3 separate regions of the Homo sapiens genome follow, and all the other regions are linked to region 1. Evidence: chromatin loops called from intact Hi-C (ENCODE). Cell type or tissue: mammary epithelial cell. All regions are shown on one strand. Region 1 overlaps AUTS2 (activator of transcription and developmental regulator AUTS2). Region 2 overlaps AUTS2 (activator of transcription and developmental regulator AUTS2). Region 3 overlaps AUTS2 (activator of transcription and developmental regulator AUTS2).

Evidence for each region. A loop is a pair of places that touch in the nucleus more often than their neighbours do. Peaks named below come from ENCODE experiments on the same cell type or tissue, not always from the same donor. Only the 100,000 strongest peaks of a DNase experiment are listed, where the experiment ranks them.
Region 2: a loop joins it to region 1, with 3 times the contacts of the local background. A loop is called at or near these places in 2 of 110 quality-filtered maps.
Region 3: it touches region 1 in a loop (4-fold over the local background); 2 of 110 quality-filtered maps call a loop at or near these places.

Annotation. Positions count from the first base shown.
Region 1 is chr7:70,598,167-70,600,666 of GRCh38, reverse strand. All of the region lies in intron 5 of AUTS2 (activator of transcription and developmental regulator AUTS2), which reads right to left. Among named protein-coding and RNA genes, the nearest start is that of GALNT17, 530 kb to the left of the region's middle. In mammary epithelial cell, no CTCF peak of the experiment used is centred here; DNase peaks (open chromatin) are centred at 616 and 1,466; H3K4me3 peaks cover 250 bases; H3K27ac peaks cover 858 bases.
Region 2 is chr7:70,192,204-70,194,703 of GRCh38, reverse strand. The region is part of intron 4 of AUTS2 (activator of transcription and developmental regulator AUTS2); the gene reads right to left. Among named protein-coding and RNA genes, the nearest start is that of AUTS2, 590 kb to the right of the region's middle. In mammary epithelial cell, a CTCF peak has its summit at 1,008 (motif pointing left); no DNase peak of the experiment used is centred here.
Region 3 is chr7:70,647,176-70,649,675 of GRCh38, reverse strand. The region is part of intron 5 of AUTS2 (activator of transcription and developmental regulator AUTS2); the gene reads right to left. Among named protein-coding and RNA genes, the nearest start is that of GALNT17, 480 kb to the left of the region's middle. RefSeq lists enhancers at 1,171-1,220, 2,444-2,500. In mammary epithelial cell, no CTCF peak of the experiment used is centred here; a DNase peak (open chromatin) is centred at 1,365; H3K27ac peaks cover 1,164 bases.

The DNA.
Region 1 (2,500 bases):
CTTTTGGGGATAATGAAAATGTTCTGGAAGTAAAGGCGAGGGTTGCAAATATACTAAACAGGTTATAAATATACTAAAAATTACTGAATTGGGCCGGGCGCGGTGGCCCGTGCCTGTAATCCCAGCACTTTGGGAGGCTGAGGTGGGCAGATCACTTCAGGTCAGGAGTTTGAGACCAGTCTGGCCAACATGGCAAAACCCCGTCTCTACTAAAAATACAAAAATTAGCCAGGAGTGGTGGCGGGCGCCTGTAGTCCCAGCTACTCGGGAGGCTGAGGCGAGAGAATCCCTTGACCCAGGAGATAAGAGGTTGCAGTAAGCCAAGATGGCACCACCGCACTCCAGCCTGGGCAACAGAGCAAGACTTCGTCTCAAAAACAAAACAAAACAAAACAAAACAAAAAACCTAAAAACCCCACAAAATTACTGAATTGTACACTTTAAAGTGGTGAATTTTATTATTAAGATGGACTGTGAATCATTTCAATAACAATTAGAAAACAAAACAAACAGAAAAAAGGCTGCCTTGGAGCAGTGGTTCTGAAACTTGGGCATGCAGCACTCACTTGGAGAACGTGTGAAAACACAGGTTGCTGAGCCCCACCCTAGTTTCTGATTCAGTAGCTGTGGGTGGGGCTCAGGAATGTGCATCTCTAATGAGTCCCCGGGGTGCTGAAGGTCCTGTTGGTATGCAGCCACATTTTGAGAACCAGTGACCCAGAATAGAGCTTCTCCCAACTTCAGTGCATGTGGTGGACACTGTGATGAGCTACCCAGATCCCTGTCTAATGACAGACTTGCTGCTGACTGCTGGGAGTGCTGTCTGCAGTGAGTTGAAAGGCCTGGCCATCCCTGCCCACCACAGACAACTTAGAAGGCTGACCTAGCTGTGTAGCTTCCCGTGTTGTGAGTGATGACTGTCACTGGGCCTGTATTGCTGCTTGACTTCTTGCTCTACCTACCTATTCCTGTTCCTTCCTCCTCCTTCCCATAGGTATTGATCCAAAGGGCACTCCTTAATAAATACGCCACTGGCTAAACTCCATCTCAGAGTTGGATCATGGGACAACCCCACCTGTCATAATGCATATGAGAAATCTGGGGAACCTGTCGCAGATTCTGATTCTATAAATCCAGGGATGGACCTGAGGTTCAGCATTTCTAACAGGCTCCTTGGTGATACCAATGCTGCTGACCCATGGTCCACACTTTGAGTAGTGAGGGCCTAGATGACCTCAAAGTACTCCTCCAGCTCCATAATGAGGAGACTCTATGAGCCATCAGGTCGAGTGTAAAGACAGAAAGATACCACATTTACTAGGTCATTAAAAGGTACTGAGATTACCCTGTCCTTGAGATCCAGGCCATGGAACTGGGTTACAGGTGAGTGTGTTCAACACAGGCCTTTCAGGTGCTCCCTAGCTAATCCCCTTGGACAGGGGCCAAGATCAACCTGAGTTTCTTTTTTATATGCTCTATTGTTACAGTACGGCTTCAGGGAGTTACTTGGGCAGAAGTGAGTAATCTGCATTGTGCAACCAGCAGACAAGTGCTGACTGATACCCACTACACAGCCTATGCAGGGAACCAAAGACGGTGGGAAGAAAGATGAAAGGAAAAGAAAAGTAGAGGCAGGGTGGTGGCCACCATCTTTTCCAGCATGTTTGCCCTCAGACAAACCTTGCATTTTAAGAGTAGTTAGGCCTGTTCATGTCTTGTTTCCAAGTGGGATCATTTGATAAAGAGTTTGGAAATCTGTTTTTGACCCACATCTGTTCCTAATTTACTGGGAGTCCCATACCTTGTAACTCAGTTTTTCTATCTGTTCAGGCTGACTTCAGATAAATACATAGGTTACAGACTCATATTCTCAGCAGGTTACAAAAAGAAAAAAAAGGGAATTTGGAAACAAATCTTAAAGATGTTATCATAGAAGGAAACTTTCACACCATCCTACCAAACACCCACTTGTCAGAAAGAGAATCTGGGGGTAGGCTGAGCCTTAGGGTAGCCTTGGGCAACATTTCTGAGAGGACAGCAATCCTTGAGCCCCTACTCCCTCTTTTTTTAAACCTCATCTAGCTATTACAACAGCTCACAGTCAGGTGTGTGATGGACGGCAAATGCATAGGGAAAAAGGAGCGATATGAAGTTGTGATCTTTAATCAACTCTTAGGAAAAGTTAGGAAACTTGGCAATTGTGTCATTTTTGAACGTTACAAGGCTCAAATTTCCATCCGTGTTGTATCTTCAAGCTTCTGCCTGTTGTACAATTTCATGGGAAATAAAAGGAGTGAATGTCTGCTGTGCCTTGGGCAGAATACAAACAGAAAAGGAGTGGGCGCTCAATACAGTAAACCTGCACTGAGAAACCGTGGTTCTGGAAGGACACAACTTTCTACACTTTTGCTAGATTTTCATGGTAGCAATGACAAAACAGGACTAGGGGAGAGGGGAAAAACCAGGGTAGGTAAGCCCTTAAAATTCTGGACAGTGACAC
Region 2 (2,500 bases), 410 kb after region 1:
GTTATTATTATCTTCAAAGTTAAAACCCCTGACTGCTTGGGATGGGAGAGATAGCAAACACGTAATAAGCTCTAAAAAGCATCATCACTGTCCTTCAAGGAAACATGGCTCTACTCCTTCATCTTCACCCTTGCCTAGAATTAATGTGACCACTCTAACTCTGGCCAATACTCCTGGACAAGCATGTAAGTTATGGTTAGTCCAGAAAGTATCTAAACTGGATTGTAGAAAAGAAAGACAATGGAGGTAGTCCTCTGGTCAAACTTTTTTTATTTTTTATTTATTTATTTATTTTTGAGACAGGGTCTCGCTCTGTCGCCCAGGTTAGAGTGCAGTGCCACTCTCGGTTCACTGCCACCTCTGCCTCCCAGGTTCAAGTGATTCTCTTGCCTCAGCCTCCTGAGTAGCTGGAATTACAGGTGTCTGTCACCACATCCAGCTAATTTTTGTATTTTTAGTAGAGACAGGGTTTCACCATGTTGGCCAGGCTGGTCTCAAATGCCTGACCTAAAGAGATCTACCCATCTTGACCTCCCAAAGTGCTGGGATTACAGGCGTGAGCCACCGCACCCAACCCTGGCCAAACGTTATGCTTACATTTGCCCAGTTATAAACTAACACGCAGCACTTTCCAGATCCAAGAGATGGTCTCCTTTATCATCTTTTCATGGCACAATCACAGATTTTGGTAAATCAGGAATAAAAGAGAAGAAAGTGCTTTGAATATTAAATATAGATATGAAGAAGCCTAGAACTAACTGAATTCATTATGCTAAATTCATTATTCATTGAGAAGGGAGAAATCATAAGAATATACAGGAAAATAATAAAAGATTATTAAAGTAAATTCTAGATTAGGTCTGAGATTTAAATAACACTGACAGTAGGTTACACGAATCACTGCACTTTCTTCCCCAGAGGCAAACCTATCTGAAACAGTCAGGAGCTGGCGCAGGTCTGCTTTATCATGTTAGAAAATTATGTTGGATGAGTTAAATCTGAACAGTGCCCTCTACAGGGATTAACATTTCTTTACAATCTTTTTCCTATTGCTGGACATCTTTGTCTTGTTGCTGCAAAAATCATCATCCTTGTAAAAGGCTCTTCATTTAGGCGCTGAAATCAGACGAGGTGTCCTTAAACATCTGCCACATTGCTCATGAGCTATGTAACTTTAGGTGAGTTACTTTACTTTACGTCTCTAAACCTCAAGATTTCTACCCGTAAAATGAGGATACTATGTAGAAGGCAGGGGTCTCTTTTAATGCAAAATAGCATGTGCTTGGCACAGAGCAAGATCTTACTCAGTTTTAGCTTCTAGCAGTATTCCTGTTTTAAGATACAAATCTATTTGCATTTTTACTTCATTGACTTATAATAATTTCCCATTAGTGTCTTCAAAAGCCGTTTCTTTTCCCTCATTAAGCCTGATAAGGTACAAATGCATACGTTTAGATAATGCCACTACCAAGAAAGGCTCAGAGTTGTGTAGGTTTTTGGCCTTGTCAAGGTAGGTTGCCATCAGAGTTCAAGGACCACAGAAATAGTACAACAGAACCTCTAGACACAGCCATACTTGGTCCAGATGGAAGACAAAGGTAGTGGAATGCCATCTATGATTACAATTATGAACTAAAAGAATCCCACTGGTTGATTACATTTTTACCATGTGGTTTTCTTCTCTTCTCTCTTCGCACATACTGGCTTTCTCTGATTGACTATAACTAGTATCTACCTAATGGTTGTTTTTCTAGGGTTCTAGTCATGCTTGCTTTTTGCCAGAACTCACACAGAAGTAAGATACAACAAATGCAAGGAGGCTCCCTTTATCATTTTGACTCCCCCCGTCCATGTCATTTGCTCCTTAAATGAGCATTCCATCTGCCCAAATTCCATTCGAAGCATCAGCAGTCTCAGTGGAGGTGGTTTCTTCAGAGTTCCTTTATGCCATGTCTTTAGCTTTCAGATCATTGCAATGTGATGTGTTCAGACTAATAAGGATTAACCCCTGTCTTCCACTGATAACTGAGAAAGTGAGAGTTTACACAGGCTAAGGTGACCAGCACTGTAGCCTCGGACAGTCTCACATTCTTCTCTGCAAGCATGATGGACTGTGTGGCAGTTCTTAACCTACTTACTTATTTCATGCTCTGGCCCCCTCTCAGCTTCTCATTTTAAGTTGTGTTAAGTTGGTAGTGCTTTGCAATTAGCAAACTACTTACTATTAAATACAGACTTGTTTGCTCCACATATCAGAAGTGACTTAAAAGGAAAACCGTAAAACTTTCGTTTCATTTGGCAAATTTAAAGCAACAAACTCAAAATCAATATTGTATTTGTCAGAATTAGAGGGCCCACACTAAATTCATGAATTTCCTAGAAAGTTTTATAAGAAACAGGGATTTTTTTCCCCCTGTGGTGGCAAAAGTACAATCAATAAATAAAAGAGACTGTCTTTCTAAGGGAAGGAAAGGAAGGTACACAACATTTTTAGCACCTA
Region 3 (2,500 bases), 49 kb before region 1:
GCACCTGTAATCCTGGCTGCTTGGGAGGCTGAGGCAAGAAAATCGTTTGAACCCAGGAGGCAGAGGCTGCAGCAAGCCAAGATCGCACTACTGCACTCCAGCCCGGGTGACAGTGCGAGACTCCGTCTCAAAAAATAAATAAATAAATAAATAAATAAATAAATAAATAAATAAAATAAATCACCACTGGGACACTCTGAGATTAAATCCTGACCCCCATGTCCCACCACTTATGTTTCTATTAACCATTGTTTATTCATCTTACTTTTTTATTTTTTTTGAGACAGGGTCTCACTCTGCCAGGCCAGAGTGCAGGGGCATGATCTTGGCTCATTGCCACCTCCACCTCCTGCGGTCCAGTAATCCTTCCACCTCAAACACCCAAGTAGCTGAGACCACAGACATGCTCCATGGGGTTTCGTGATGTTGCCCAGGCTGGTCTCAAACTTCTAATCTAAAGGTCTCAAACTTCTAATCTAAAGGTCTCAAACTTCTGAGCTAAAGCAATCCACCTGCCTCAGCCTCCAAAGTGCTGGGATTACAGGCATGAGCCACCATATCCAGCCTATTCTTCTTATTTTGACATGTCAGCTTCTTTCCGTAAGCTGAGGTTGACATATATAATCAGAGACTTAGGTCAATAGGAAAAGGCATTCCCTAATTTCAAAACAGATCTAAACTCTCTAATTTCCTCAAAAGAGATCTCCTAATCTTTCATCTACTGGGATTATTTTAATAAACTCATTTTAGCACCCTGTTACTATGAACTCTTAACAAAGGTTCCTTCCAGGGCTGGGCGCGGTGGCTCATATCTGTAATCTCAGCATTTTAGGAGGCCAAGGCAGGCAGATCATTTGAGGTAAGGAGTTCGAGACCAGCTTGGCCAACATGGTGAAGCCCTGTCTCTACCAAAAATTTAAAAAAAAATTAGCTGAGCGTGGTAGTGCATGCCTGCAATCCCAGCTACTTGGGAGGCTGAGACAGGAGAATTGCTTGAAAGGGGGAGGCGGAGGTCGCAGTGAGCCAAGATTACGCCACTGCACTCCAGCCTGGGTGACAAAGTGAGACTGTCTCAAAAAACAAAACGAAACAAAACAAAAAACCAAAAACCAAAACAAATTCTGTTTTGTTTTTATATCGTGTTTCTACATCTAAACATGCTACTAGGTTGTGCTTCATGATATGAATGTATAAATTCAAGATCATGAAACTCTCATTGGTGCAGACATATACAACACAGAACTGCAAACTCACCACAGATGCTCCCACGCCTGTCCCTGAAAGCACCATGGCAAGCCTCAGCCCATTCCTCTCCCTCGTGCTGCAGATGAGAAAGCTGAAGTCCAGAGGCGTGAAAGGTGTTGGTGAAGGTGACTCAGTGAGCTGACGGCATCACAGAATGCAGGAAACTGTGGTAGTCTGGTGGTGGAGGGGGGCGGAGTACTATGACACTAGCTGTAACCACAGCAGCTCACATTCATCCTGGGCCTAGGACAGCACAGGAACAATTCTAGACTCTTCATGTGTTTTAGTTCATGGAACCCTCACCAGAACCCTGAAGAGGTAAGTACTATCATTATTCCCATGTTATAAATGAGAAACCGAGGCAAAGAAAGGTTCGGTACCTGCCCAAGGCTAAGCAATGCTGAGTGTACATGCCGTCATCACTCAGCTATTTCCAGTCTCCTACCACTACATCAGGCCATGGGGTGACATTTCCTGAATGGATACTCTTGGTAGGTCAGTGGCTTAAACTGAGATGAAACTAATCAGTACAATGGACTTCTTAGATCTACAATCCTGTCTTTAGCCAGAGCACACTGGATGGTCTGAGTTCCAAAGAAAGGCCACTGTTTCATTCCAAAATGTGCGCATGCAGTCCTTGTACCACGTATGCCACCTGCCTCCCTGGCATGCTAGCTTCAGGGAATAGGGAGGCTGAGAGAGGGTGGTGGGCAGAAGAGGGGTTGAGAGACAGGTATGATACCCAGTTGGCAGTCTCCTCTGGTTACCAAAGTGCAAGTCCCAGAAAACACATCACACAGGAGACGAGCCAGGGTGTGACCCAGGATGCCTTGTCTCAGTTTGTGGGGAGATTAAGGGAGAAGGCATTATAAAGGCCAGCATCATTTTCAAGAAACCATCACTTTATTTCTTGCTTAAAAGCAGAGCTGGCCAAGTTAAGATAGCTGTTTTTTCTGGATTATATTGTGTTTCAAAGCAAACCACTCCTCACAGGGACTCAGGCTACAAAGCACAGAGAGCTGGAATGGCCTTTACCGGTCATCTTGTCCAGGCACATTCAGGGCTTGCAGAGCGAAGTGGGCTGAGGCCTAGAGAAGTTCAGTGCTCATCCCAGCTCCCACGGCCCCCAGAGCCGTCCAGCGTTTCTCACTGTGTCTAGTGTTTTTCGCTGTGTGGATAAGAATGAGAGGAAAAACTCTCCATCCTGGAGTAGAGGGGAAACGTGGAATGGGCACAGATTTGAGTTTGGGCTCCT